Regions from separate parts of the Homo sapiens genome. Here region 1 is linked to region 2. Evidence: chromatin contacts called from ENCODE Hi-C data. All regions are on one chromosome and are shown on one strand. The core of a region is the stretch at or near the end of the contact, and the rest is flanking DNA. Distances in the headings are between cores, read along the strand shown.

Region 1 (6,931 bases), core at 4,406-6,905, 3.4 Mb before region 2:
AAATACAAAAATTAGCCAGGCGTGGTGGTGCGCACCTGTAGTCCCAGCTACTCAGGAGGCTGAGGCAGGAGAATCGCTTGAACCCAGGAGGCCAAGGTTGCAGTGAACCAAGATCATGCCACTGCACTCCAGCCTGGGTGACAGAGCGAGACTCTGTCTCAAACAAACAAACAAACAAACAAAATACCCCATACCCAAGAGCCCCAGGCCAGGCACCCCACGAGCACCCTCTCCATGGGAGTCCTATGTCCCTCAACTCAAACTGTTGGCAGATGTCAGGCCCAAAGGGCAGGATCCTCAGGGGGCAGGGGCCTCAGGTGACCACGCAGATGAGAAGGCAGAGCTGCACTCCCTGAGGGCAGGTTAGGCTCTGTTTCACCTGTCCCAGGTGTTGTTTGTTGACTGAATGTATGGAAGCCCACGTGTGGGGGACGCAGGCCGGCCGCTGGTGGGAGTATCACTGCTGTGGAGCTCACTGGAATGACTCTCCACCAGACTCCTTGTTTCGTCCTCAGCCCCTCCTCACAGCCATCAGAGCTGGGGTGCAGCTGAGCCACCCATATCCTCCCTCTCGCTTTCCTCCCTGGGGAGTAGGAATCTCTCGTATTGGATTTCTGGACTCCCAGGCACCAGGCAGCCATCTACCATCTGCTGCCTGGGCCCAGGGGAGACACCCACACTGGGGAGAGGCGCCTGCCTGCTTCACCCACTCCTGGGCACATAGTGCTATAGGCCCAGACTCCCAGGCCCAAGCCCATAACTCCAGTCAGCCTGGGGCATGGTGACACGTGGACGCTGGGACCTAGACAGGGAGCCTCCTTGGCCAGTGGCCTCGGACACTGCTCCTAAGGCCAGATTATATTGTCAATCTCTCTGGCACTGCAGAGATCTGTCCTGGCAGGGGGCAGGGAGAGGGCAGAGCTGGGCAGAGGGGCAGAAGGCCTCCAGGGCTCTCTAAGCTGCTGGGGGCTGTCAATACACAGTCTTGGCGTGGCTGCACCCAGCAATTGATGTTACTGGAAAATTGATGCAATTGGAAAACTGCGGCTGGGAATGGACCAAAGACCAGCCCGTTATAGCAGTGAGGTCTGGGGCTGGGGTGGGGTGCCAGTGCGTGGTACCCCATGCCCTGCCCCCATGCCTGTGGCCTGTTGGGTAGGCAGACAGGAGGCTAGGAGGATTTGGAAGAGTCCAGAGCATTCTCTCTCCCCCTGCCCCAGGTTGTCCTTGCTTACCCGTGGCTCAGAGCCCCCACACAACAAAAGCCCACATCTAGGTGACCAAAAGTGGGTAACTGTACCATCTCAGGTTATGCCCAGGAGGGATGGTGTTCCTGTGCCCTCACCAGGGCCCTGGAGGAGGAGCCACAGTCTCTGCCTGCTTCTTCCTTGCAGGAGCTCCTCCCAGCACCCACCTTTCTGACCAAGGGCAGCAGGTTTGTCTGCCCCCTGGGAATTCCCATTCCTTCTTATATGCTAGGTTCTTACTTTTCTTAGCAAAGGCACCCCACTTCTCTCCCCTGGGAGACCCCAATTCTCTCTCCTCTTCTCTCCCTCTTGAATGTGCTCCTTCGTTCAGTTTCCCAGCACTCACAACCTCCTTGTTGTCTTCACCTCTGTCTCCCGATGCACACCCCATCCAGCACTGTGGTGAGTCCCCAGGGAGAGGCTGGTGCTACAAAAAGCCAAAAAGCTGCCACTGAGAGGGTGGCCGCTGCATGCTGCCTCCTAGCTTGGTCCTCCTGGCATTCACAGATGTGCATATGGTAAACATGGGAGGAGGGTGGGGGCAGACAGCAGCCCCTTGTCCCATCCTCCTCATCAAGAGCTGAGGACTGGAGAAGTCCCAGGACTCCTCTGATCTGGCTTGGGGATTAGGGGACTCTCTGGTTCGGGATCCTCAGAGAAGAGGACCCAGGAAAGGCAGGCTGGGGTGGGCTCCCGGGCAGGTGCCAGTGCGGGGCAGGCGTGGGTGACAGTGGGGGGATCTGAGTGCTCTCCTTTCTTCCTGCCAAACTCTCACCAGTTCTAGTCCTGCCACATCCCCATTCCTCCTTATCTGTTAGGTTCTCACCACTCCTAGCAAAGGCAAATAGAGGAAGAGCCAGTTTCCCAGGGGTCTCTGAGATGTCTCCCGGGGTATTTTTGCCAAGTGCCCTGGCCTCTTTGAGCCCAAATGTCTGTAGCTGCACAACGTGGAGCTATGTGAACACAAACCCTCCACTTTGACTTCGAGAATTTTCAGTGGATTACCCCTTTAGAGGAAAAGAGGATTATACATAAATCAGCTAGAGATCTGCTCAGGACCCCTTCCCACCTCCCTGGAGTTGGGGGTTGGGGGGAAGGGAGGTACTGACCCGAGGAGGAAAGAAATCACCATTAGGATGCCCCTCAGCAGGACTGTAAGTGTACATGAATATGGTCAAAAATGGATCATGTGCCAGCCTGGGCAACATAGTGAGACCCCCATCCCTACAAAAAATTAAAAAATTAGTCGGGTGTGAGGGTGCGCGCCTGTAGTCTCAGCTACTCAGGAGGCTGGGATGGGAGGCTGCAGTGAGCTATGTTCTTGCCAGCCTGCGTGACAGAGCAAGACCCTGTCTCAAAAAAAAAAAAAAAAAAAGGATTATATGAGGTCAGAGTGGACCTTAAGGTGAACATCAGTTATCTGAGCACAATATCCTTCCCTTAGTGTAATGCAGGCCAGGAAGCTCCCCTTTCTGGGTTTCAGGACAATTTCAGGAAGGTCCAGGTAAATCAAAGCCTTGGGCAATAAGATAGGGAAGGGCCGAGGGTGGGATGGGAGTAGATTGGGACTTATGGGGCACCAGGTATGTGGGCAATTTCCCATTTTCACCGAGGGTCAGCCCCCAAGACAAGGTTCCTAGGTTCCCTTCTGAGACCTGAGGACTCCCACAGGATTCTGATCTGAGTCCTGATCTCAGGGGGCCAAGGCCAGGCTTTGACTTCTGCCCTCTGCCCAGACACCTTCAGGGTGCTGAGGGGACCTCAAGAGCCATCACCTGACATCCCTAGGAATCTGGGATCAGGTATAGCTCTAGTGTCAAGGAGAGGAAAAGAAAGGACCTGCTGTAACCCCCATTTCCTGCTGTCCCATCCTGTTCCCCAGGACCCTTCTCACTCCCCTGACTGCCACCTCTCCTCTGCAATGATGTGAGGAGGTGAGGTCACAGCTTTTAAAAATATTCTGAGTTCATTAACCCTGTGAGTACTGCCACACTAAGCCAGATTCTTCCCAGTCCCTTCCTGGCTGCCGCTGCCTGTTGCACTTCCCACTGCCACTCACTCAAGTGGCAGCAGCAGGAACAACCAGGACCTACCCGAGAAGCTGTAACTCTGAGAAGCCTGCAAACACACACACACAGGCGTGAACTTGCAAGCACACACTCACACACAGAGGCACACACATGCAAGCACACACATGCTCATGTTTCACACACTCCAGGCCCCTGAAACCTGGTCTCTCAGCACTCCTCGGTCCCGATCCAGAGACATCCATTCTTTATCTCCACTCAGGTGGCCTCATGCCTGCCTTCCCTGGGGACTTCTCTCCCCTGAGCACCTCCTTCCCCAGAAATCCTGCCTGTAAACACAAAGGCAGCTGGGGTCCTTTCTCTCCTCTTGGGATTACTCAAAAGAAATCTCCGAGGGAGGAATCCAGAGACTTGGGTTCCAGTCCCAGGTTGGACTCTAGCAGTGGGATCTTGGGCAAATCCCTTCCACATCTATGAAATGAAGGGATTTACCTAAGCCAGTGGTTCCTAAAGTAAGCAGGACATCAGAACCACCAGGGAGATATTTCCAAATACACCCGCTTGGCCTCATCTCACACCTTCTGAGTCAGCCTCTCTGTAGAGAAAGCATGTTTTGGAAAACATGCTCTGGGTAATTCTGATGCAGAACCAGGTTGGGGGCCATTGATTCAAGAGATTTCCCAGGACATTCAGGCTCTTTTCCTCGTTCCCACCCATGCTGCCAGGTCCAGTGAGGACCCTGTGGTCCTGGGGGGTGGGGGAGGATTTCCAAGGGCTGCTGAGATCTGTCTTCAGCTCCTGACTTACGCTTCTGTTCTGCTTGCAGTATGCTCCAGCTGGCAGTAACAACCCAAACTCCATCTGAATGAGCTTCTTGGTCAGGGAAAACTCCAGACCCTGTCTCCCCAAAGAGCTGAGACTGGATAAGGCAGGCCCACCCCACTTTGCCAGCCAAAAGCCCCCATGCCTTGCCTGGCCACAGAGGTCTTCAGGAGGTGACTCCTCCTCTAATCCTTGGAGCAGACGGAGAGGAGGGAAGGTTAATTTCCATCCCAGCTGCCTGACCGCTGGGGCTGACAGTAAGATAGTGGAGAGCCAGGAGACCAGGGACACAGCAGAGGGATGGCAGAGCAGGAGGCCCTGCCCCAGGCCAGAACCAGTGGGTGGCCCAGCCTGATCCCTAGCTCCTGCAAAGGACCTCAGAAGGCATCATATCCAATGCCTGTGGAGGAACCAAGGCCCCTAGAAGAAACAGGGTTTGTTCAGGCCCTTTGGACCCTGGGTCAGTGCCTTCCCCAAGGCCACCCTGGCTGGACAAGACAGAGGGCCAAGCCTGCCCTGCAAAGCCTCTGGCCTGAGTATGCCTCACCATCCTTGCGGTAGTAGAGGATGTCCACCTTGCACTCCTCAGCCCCCAGCAGGGCCTGCGCTAGGCGGGACACGGCGCTGCTTGGTGTGTTGGGGCCTGTGAGGAAGTCGCAGGTGCAGGGTTGCTGCATCACCTCCACTCGGGAGTAGCCGAAGAGTTCGCAGAAGCCGTCGTTGCAGTAAATGATGGCGCAGTTCTCCATCTGAGCATTGGCAATCAGGAACTTCCGACCTGGGGTGGGAGGTGGGAGGCAAAAAGTCCATGGGAGCCAGGATCCAGCGGCTGGGAGGGAAAGATCATAAGGACTCTTGGTGGCAGTAAGGGGAATTTAGGCAGAGGAGCAGGGCAGTGACCGGAATGAGGGAGGGAGTCAGGCCTGGGGATTGTGGGAAGACTAGGGCAGTGAGGGTCTTGAGGTGGAAGGAAGGCCCAAGGCCTCCTGGAAACAGGAAAAGTGTGGGGAAGGGAGGCAGGGATGTGACCAGATGGGGGTCAGGCCTGGGAAAGCTCCTGGGAAGACCAGAACCAGGATATGAAAAGGAAGGAAAAGAAGGACTCAGAGAAGCCTCTGGAGGACGCGGATGAGGGGGCAGGCAGTGGCTGGAAGGGGAGGTTCGAACTTGGGGCACCAAGGAAACAGCTGGCAGTAGGGAGGGAAGGCCTGCACGCTGCTCCTTGTGTTCCAGAAAAGAGGACAGCATTTAAGGCAAGCGGGTCCCCCTGGAGGAGAAGGTGTTGGGGACATCAAAAGAAGGATTTTTCATTCAGCACCCGGCACTCACCACCTTGCCCGGTTAGAAGTTAGTAAAGGGGTCCAGCCCCCCCTTTCACGGAACCAGGACTCCAGATCGTCCCCCCGCCCCAACATACACACACTCACTTTGGCCCTCGAACTTGCGGATGATGGTGTCCAGGTAAGTGTTTTGGGGAGCGACGTGGCCCCTGCGGACCGGCATCTTTCGGCCGCGGCCCCTGCCCGGAGCCACAGGCGCCACTGGCTCCCGGCGTCTCCGTCTGTCCTCGGGCTCAGCAGCGTCCGGCTCCGGTGGGCGCCGCCCCCGGGGAGGGCCGCCGGGCTCCGCGCCCCGCCCGCCAGCCTGCGTCTGCCCTCCCCTCCCCACCCCTGCCCCACCTCTCCTTTCCTTTCCTGCGCTCCCCTGCCCTCCCCTCGCCTCCCTGGCCCGCGCCCTCCTGGCCTCCTCTCCTCTGCGCCGGCCCGGGAGCTGTCCACGCCTTGGTGCTGAAAGAAGCCGCGCGCCGGCGGCGGGGAGGGGGCCGCTGGGCGGGGCAGTTTCTCTGGGACCCGACGGGGCTGGGGCGGGGCCTTGCATCCTACGGGGCGGGGCGGGGCGGGGCGGGGCGGGGCTGGGGTCCTGGCCCTGGAATAGGGCAGGTGTTCTCTGAGGAGCTGCTTCTGTTCCTGTCCTAAGGGCCAATGGCCTCAGCACCTCTCCGATTCCCTCCCAGTACCAAAGGGCAGTCTCCCCTCCCAGTGCAGGGAGTTTCCCAGGCAGGAGGGGGGCTACAGATGGGGTTGTTAGGGGCCTCAGGTGGTCTTTGGCTGAAAGCTTTCTTCCGGGTCTGACCACTGGGCCCGACCCTGGCAATGATACCATTAGGCCTCTGGCCTGCTCTTATAGCAAGTGATCTCCAGCTCAGCTGAGACCTAGGTCCCATGCAGAGCTCCTGCCGCCAAGTCCAGCCAGGGCCTGGTCCTGAGAGGAGGGGGTAGGAGTACACATGAAGACGTGCAAGAAATATGCAATAAGGGCCAGGCGCGGTGGCTCACGCCTGTAATCCCAGCACTTTGGGAGGCAGAGGTGGGCAGATTACCTGAGGTCAGGAGTTTGAGACCAGCCTGGCCAACATGGCGAAGCCCTGTCTCTACTGAAAAAACAAAAATTAGCTGAGTGGTGGCGCAAACCTATAATCCCAGCTACTTGGGAGGCTGAAGTGGGAGAATCGCTTGTACCCGGGAGGCGGAGGTTGCAGTGAGCCGAGATTGCGCCACTGTACTCCAGCCTGGTAGACAGAGCGAGACGCGAGACTCCATCTGAAAATAAAAAGAAAGAAAGAAAGAAGTATGCAATAAGATGCCTTCTTCAGAGGCCTGAGAGCTCTTAGCATACAGGTACATCTTGGAAGGAGAACAGATTTAAAACCACCTATTAGCAAGTGACCACTGATAAAAGTGTCTGAGTACTGAGTACTGACTGAAAATGAACACACTAGAAAAAGCAAATGGGGGTGGGAATAGGTTTATTGAAAGAGGCTTCCTGGAGAGGAAG
Region 2 (6,934 bases), core at 497-2,996:
TGAGACACATTCCTGACACTGGCCCCAGGCTTGGGGGAGAGCCCCATAAACTTGGTATATGACACACCAGCCACGTGCCACACAGGCACCGCACTAATCACTTAAACCCATTATCTTATTCAAACGCTTAAAACCCCTGAAGTCAGAATGACAACACCTGTTTTGCAAATGGGACAGGAAGTGACTTACCCAAGACCACACAGCTACAAAGCACCAGAACTGCAAAGCATTTCTCTTTCTACTTTCTAGCTGCTTAGTAGGTTTCCAATGTCCAACCCTACAAATAAAAGTTTCCACATTCTGCTTTTTCTCTTTCTTCTCCCAGGGGCCCGGTGGAGAGGCTGCAAGGTGCCCCTCGACCCTCTAAGACAGCTCAGCCAGTCCCTGCTGCAAAGGGCACACGCTGGCTCCTCTCTGTGCAGAGGACACCTTCACCCCTCACTCCGCCGCTTTGAGGATGGAGCACCTAACTTGGGAGAGGAGGTTTCAGCCTGCGTGGACCCCAAGAACCATCCGAGGGGTGGTTGGGCTGAGAACTGGCAGAGGGGGTCTTCCGGTGATGGGGTCTGGGGTTGCAAAGAAGGTGCCTCCAGGATCGGATCCCTGTGCCCAGCCGCTTGAAGCGCCTTTAGCTTCTTATCAAATATTAACATGCCTTTCCTGCCACCTCCCACCTAGAGGAATAATTAAGAGCTCGGCTTCACCATTAATCTTTAAACGAAAATCACCCTGTCCGGAAAGACCGGCTCCGCAGAGGCCTTGGGGCTCCGGGTCCCCCACCCCCCGCCCCCGCCAGGCTCCCAATTCAGCGCTGGAGGTTAGGGAGGCCAGGGGAGCTTGCGACCCTCAGGGGCAAGGAACCCGTGTGGGAAGCGCGGCTTCCAGGACCCTGCCAGACCGCCCTTGCTCTGGCCGCGGGGCAGTCACCCAGCGCTGAGTCCCAGCGGGACGGACGGAAACCCACGGGCAGACGGAGGAGGCTGGGTGAGAAAAGAAGGCGTGCGTTGAGGCGGGTCCGAGAAGCATCCTTTTTTTTTTTTTTTTTTTTTTTTTTTTTTTTTTTTAAACGGAGCACCAGGCTGGAGTGCAGTGGCGTGATCTCACTGCAACCTCCACCTCCTGGGTTCAAGCGATTCTCGGGCCTCAGCCTCCCGAGTAGCTGGGATTACAGGCGTGTGCCACCACGTCCGGCTAATGTTTGTATTTTTGGTAGAGATGGGATTTCACCATGTTGGCCATGCTGGTCTCGAACTCCTGGGCTCAGGTGATCCACCCGCCTCTGCCTCCCAACGTGCTGGCATTTCAGGCTGGAGCACCCGCGCCCGGCCTGAGACGCATCCTTATCAGGGACTCCCAACTCGTCTCGCCGGGCCACGCGCACACACCCTCACCGCGCACACCCGTGCACACGCTCCCCCAGCCGGTGCTGACACGCGTGTGCACACACAAGCTCGCGCGCTGCCCAGTCCTCCCGCACCCTCGCGGCCCCCGGCGCACACGCAACCCGGGACCCCAGCGCCACCGACGCTCACCGGTCGCCCGCGGGGGGATCCTCTGCAGGGGCGGGAGCTGGGGGCACGGAGGGGACCGCCGAGGGGCACCTGGGGCCGGAGCCCGGGAGCTCACCTGCACTGGCCGATGGCCGCGCCGCGGAGAGGGCCAGGAGCGCCAGCAGCATCCGCATCTTGCGGGACAGCAAAGAGTCCTCTGAGCCGGGGGTCGCGCACCGAGGAGGCCGCCGCGGGTGCAGCGATCCTGCCGGCCTGGGTTTTATAGCGGAGCCGCGACGGGAGGGAGCCCCGACAGCTGGACGCGGGAGGCGGCTCCTCCCCCTGGCGGGGCCTGCCCTCCCCTCTCCACCTTCCCCTGTCCCTCATCTGAAATCCTCCGCTCTCCCCGGTCCCCCGCCCTGCCTGGCCACCTCTTGCCCTGTGCGCAAGGCCCCCTCACCCACTCCGCGTCCTCTCCACTCAGCAGCGGCGCCCTGCCCCTCCCCCATCCTACTCCTGGTCCCTGGTTTGGGAACAGGGACACGACACCACAAAGTGCTTGACCCACACAAAGATGAGTGCCCCATGATGACTTTGATCATTCTGGCGCCACCCCTGCGCAGTGGTCTTGAATGGGACCTTGGAATGGCCTTGGGGTGGGGGTGGGGGTGGGGGTGGAGATGGCCTCGAAGAGATGAGAGGCTGAGGGGCGTGTGATGCCGTTTGTTGAATCAGTGGCCGCAGAAAGGCTCTCCTATCTCTCTTTGGCAGTGGCCATTGATTCTCTGGGTCTCATCTCTTCTATTTCCTCCCAGGCTGCTCCAAACTTAATTTCTAAGCAGACCAAAGACCTTTCTTCGAATACAGAGCAAAGCTGTCCCTAAACTACTGCCCTTGCTGGTGTTTATGTGATGACCAGGGAGGGTTGATGGGGCAGAATTAAGAAATGGATTGTAAGAGGATTCGGTGAGGGAGAAGCTGATGGGGTCAAAGGGGAGGAGCTAGGTTCTTTGAGCCCCCCAGGTGGAGAGATGAGATGGGAAGAGAAGAGACTGGGGTCTGAATGGACCCCTGGTTCTCCCATCTGGCAAGACCTCCAGAGGAGTCCAGGGGAAGTTCCCTTAAGGGCGGCTCCAACATTTGGGGAAATGGGGTCCCCCCCATGCCCCCAAGCTGCCTCTTGTCTCCTCTCTTAGCTGTGCCCTCCTGCTACTGCAGGTCCTCTGTGTCCCACATGGGGTGGGGGCTTCTGTGGGAGTTTGGGAAGCTCAGGCTGGGGTGCGGGAGAGGGACGGGGAACCAGGCAGTGGACCTGGACCTCCTCCATCAATCCATCAACAGGAAGCCCCCTTTTTCTGGTTTAGCCACTCCCCATCCGCTGCCAACCTCTCAGTCCCTACCGACCTTCGAACCTGGGCTAGGGACTTCTGAAGGGGGATTGCCTCCCCCAGAAGGATTCAGGCAAAGATGCTTCCTCCTTGCTTAGGGTTGAGGCTGACTCCCCGCTCCTGGCCCAGGATCACACAGCCTCACAGAGCAGCTTTGATCCTACAGAGAGGCAGGAGGGAGGTGAGGGGGTGTCCATGCCAGGCTTAGGGCTCTATTGTCAACACCACTGTATAATGTAATCACCAGCCTGCGACCATGACAGCCACAGGAGGGATTCCACACCCAGAGCCTATTCTGGGGAGTGCATTTGTGTTCACAGGGCTATAAAAATGTCCCTTTCAGGACTGAGGAAGCCTGTTCCTGGGAATAAAAACCACCCCCAGGGAGTCCCTGTGACCTCTGGCCAGCCCCCTGATGAGCAGGGGAGAGGCTTGGGAAACTTTGGTGGGGTTAAGGGACTGTTGATCAATGATCCACTTTAAAGTTCATTGCATTCAGGCCCCCCAGGAGAGAGGGGGGCCCTGGGTGCATTTTGGGACCATAAAGATGGGTGAGGAGAACGAGTCCCTGGTAGGGCATCCCCTCTGAGGAATGCGGGAGGGGTAAAGCTATACACTCTCTTATGGGTGCATCTTAATTATGGGCACCACAGAGCCTGCACATTGGCGATGGGGTGGTGGACTGGTTCCTGCTCCATCTGCCATCTCTAACTTCAAGGTTACACAGGGTGAGTGGCCCTCTCTTCCTGTTCCTGGTCTTAACATTCTCAGCCTTATCTCCAGCCCTGACCCCAGTCCTGGCCTGCCATAAACCAGTCACCTGTCACTATTTAGACTACCTGGGGCCCTGCTTACCTGTAGGGGACAAGGCCTGATTTAGGGTCGTTAGAGCTGGAATGAGTGCTGACATGTCCCAGCGACTTACAGGGCCCATAAAGCTGCCAGCCCAGGCCACCTGAGTGGGAGAGCCCAGCCCAGCAGCCCCAGCCTCCTTCCTCTTACTCTGCAGAGGCCCCCAGTGTTCTGAGTTCAAGTCTTTGCTCTTCTTCTGACTCACGGATGACCTTGGGCAACTTTCCTGCACCCGGCTGATTGCAACTTCCTCATCTATAAACTGGAGATGGTAATCCCTGCCCGGCTGACCTCCACCAATAAACAGTTATTTGGAGTCTGCTGTGAACCAGGGCCTGCCCAGCCCAGACTCTCACAACCGGCCTCTCAGTGCCTGGGTGTAGCCACTGGCCCATGGCGGATGCAAAGATTAATCACACTCTTGTCCTCTGGGGATGTTTGCACGCATGGCCCTGTCAGGAACAGAAGGGAGGCCATGGGAAAGCTAAGGGGCTTTGAGACACATAACCCTGGAGTCACTTCTGGCTCCATCCACTTGCTCTGTGATGGCAGCTGAGCCTCAGTTTTCCTCATCTATGAAATGGAAATCATCCCCCAATCTCTCTCAAAGATTGCCCTGAGGCCTCAGTGAGCTAAAGTCTGAGGAGGCTGGGCCCACGGCTTGGCACATTGGCACATGTGGCCATGACCTCTAAGCAGAGTCCCCTTAGCTGGATTAAATCTGACCCTAGGCAGGTGTGGAGGCAGCATTGGGTGGGATGGAACATTGAGTTAGCACTGGAGAGGGGCCCTGGCACATCCAGGCTCTTCCTGGGCTCCCAAGGGCAAGGAGGAGAGCCCTGACTGTAAACCTGGGAACATGAGGTTCAGATGCAGCTCCCGCTGGAACTGTGAGAGCCATGGAGTGGAGGCACAAAGGGAGCTGAGACCCTGCACCCCTGGGTTCACAGCTCAGGGGAAGGTCAAATACATTGCCCTAAACAGAAACCTATCATACCTTATGCTCAGCGTCGCAGGAGGGCAGAGAGAATATCAGGCAGAGGGTCAGAATAGGAGTAGGAGCCACACTGCCCGGGGTCTACATCCCAGACCCGACACTCAGCTTTCACCCCCGTCAGGCTCAGTGTCCTGATCAGGAAAATCACCAGCCTTCGACCATGATTTTAAAAAAAAACCAAAATAACAAAAAACACAGCAGAAATAAAAACAGCAGCTGCCGGGCACAGTGGCTCATGCCTGTAATCTCAACACTTTGGGAGGCCGAGGTGGGCAGATCACTTGAGGTCAGGAGTTCGAGACCAGCCTGGCCAAGATGGAGAAACCCCCGTCTCACTAAAAACACAAAAATTAGCCAGGTGTGGTGGCGGGTGCCTGTAATCCCAGCTACATGGGAAGTGGAGGCAGGAGAATCACTTGAACCCAGGAGGCAGAGGTTGTAGTGAGCTGAGATTGTGTCACTGCACTCCAGCCTGGGCAATAGAGCAAGACTCTATCTCAAAAAGAAAAAAAAAAAAAGAAAAAAAGAAAACCAGCAATACCTTCACAAGAGCGTGGTTAAAATTCCACAAGGTAATGCTGGGTGAAGGGCCTGTCTGGACACTTACTGAGTGCTCAGTAAACCTCAGCTGTAATTCTTAGTTGTTAAGGCCACAGTGGCCTTATGCCCAGAACAGCACAGGAGCCCAGAGGAGCAGCCCCTAACCCAGCCTGTAGGAAAGAGACTGGGGAAGCCTCCCTCAAGAGATCAGACCCGCACTGAGTCTTCAAAGAAAAGTAGACTTTAACTTAAAAAGGGAAGGGAGATGCAGGTGAAGGAAACAGAATGAGAAAAGGCATGGAGGTGAGGCTGGAGAGGGGTTTGGGACCAGACAGGGCTTGTCTGTTAGGATTGGAAGGTTGGACTGATCTTTCCTTTGGTGCGGGATAGATATCAAGATCTTAATTTTATAGACTGGGGAACATTCTCAGAGAGGGTCACTCGACCCCAGAAGCAGGTAGGGATCCTCTGTTACTTCTATGAGTTACAGAAGAGGAAGCTGCGGCTCAGAGAGGGCAGTGGTTTGCCCAAATTCACAGCAAGGAGAGAGGAGTACAGGTGGGATTAGAACTTTGGTCTCCTGCTCCACTTCCCAGTGCTCTTTCTGTGCCATCTCACCTCCTCCCAACACCACATACTTCCCTCCCGCTGGGAGTCCCAGCCTCCATCTGCCCTGGCTTTCCTCACCCGCAGATTCTCCGCTGACTCGCAGATTATTCAGGGAAAGGTTTGCAGAGATTCCAGCTTTTGTGTTCCCAGAGAGTGAGATTAAATCCACACAAAAGAAGGGTTAGTCAATAGCCTGGGCTCCACCTCTCCCCAGCCTGGATCTCTGCTGTATTCCAGCAAAGACGAAAAAACTCCTTTCCTGCCAGCACCTGTGGAGGCTGCGTGCCCTCTTCCCACCCTCTATGCCTGCCCTATTTCTCTGGACTGTGCAGAGAATCTGGGGGAGGGGAGGGAGGGGAGGGAGGGGGCCGGCAGAGAGAGCTGGAGACTGTCACTAGGGAAGGACAGGAGCCTTTTTGGTACAGGAGTTGGCAGAAACTTCTGGCCCCGAACATTTTGAAATAACAATAGCAGTAATACGTGTGGAAAAACCCAGTGATAGAGGTGACATATGTTCTGTTCCTCTCCTGCAGAAAACTCAGGAATACTCCCCCGTGGTCGTCCCCTCCCCTCTCAGCATCTTGGCCACAACAGCCCAGGCTCACACCAGCAGGACACTGGGATCAGAGCGAGGTCAGATTTTGCAAGTGTGTTCATTTACATTCTGGTTTTGTGGTGGAGGGATCCCCTAAAGAGGGTGATGAGGGGGAATTGGGTTGGGGAGAAGAAGAGCCACACGAGCAACTTTGGTGGGGAAAGGAATGGTCCTTCCTTAATTAACATTGTGACAACATTAAGAAAACAGGCTCGCGGGTGGCTTGGCGGTGGCTCGCACCTGTAATCCCAGCAATTTGAGGGGCCAAGCCTGGCAGGTTGCTTGAGCCCAGAAGTTCGAATCCAGCCTAGGCAAGATGGTGAAATCGGTCTCTACAGAAAATACAAAAATGAGCTGGGCATGGTGGCACATGCCTGTAGTCCCAGCCACCTGGGGGGCTGAGGCTGGAGAATCACTTGAGCTCAGGAGGTGGAGGCTGCAGTGAGCCAAGATCACACCACTG

What was found. Hi-C counts contacts between places; a loop is a spot of excess contacts on that map.
Region 1: a loop to region 2 is called in a map of vagina, with 12 times the contacts of the local background. The contact joins the promoter of KCNH6 here to the promoter of CA4 in region 2. A Hi-C loop is called at or near these places in 1 of 168 maps with a recorded cell type or tissue (vagina).

Annotation. Positions count from the first base shown.
Region 1 is chr17:63,522,082-63,529,012 of GRCh38, reverse strand. It overlaps KCNH6 (potassium voltage-gated channel subfamily H member 6), which reads right to left and starts at 5,655. Exons shown (of 13, transcript NM_001278919.2): 1 at 5,524-5,655; 2 at 4,644-4,874. The coding sequence starts at 5,599.
Region 2 is chr17:60,144,785-60,151,718 of GRCh38, reverse strand. CA4 (carbonic anhydrase 4) reads right to left here and starts at 1,746. Exons shown (of 8, transcript NM_000717.5): 1 at 1,627-1,746. The coding sequence starts at 1,684.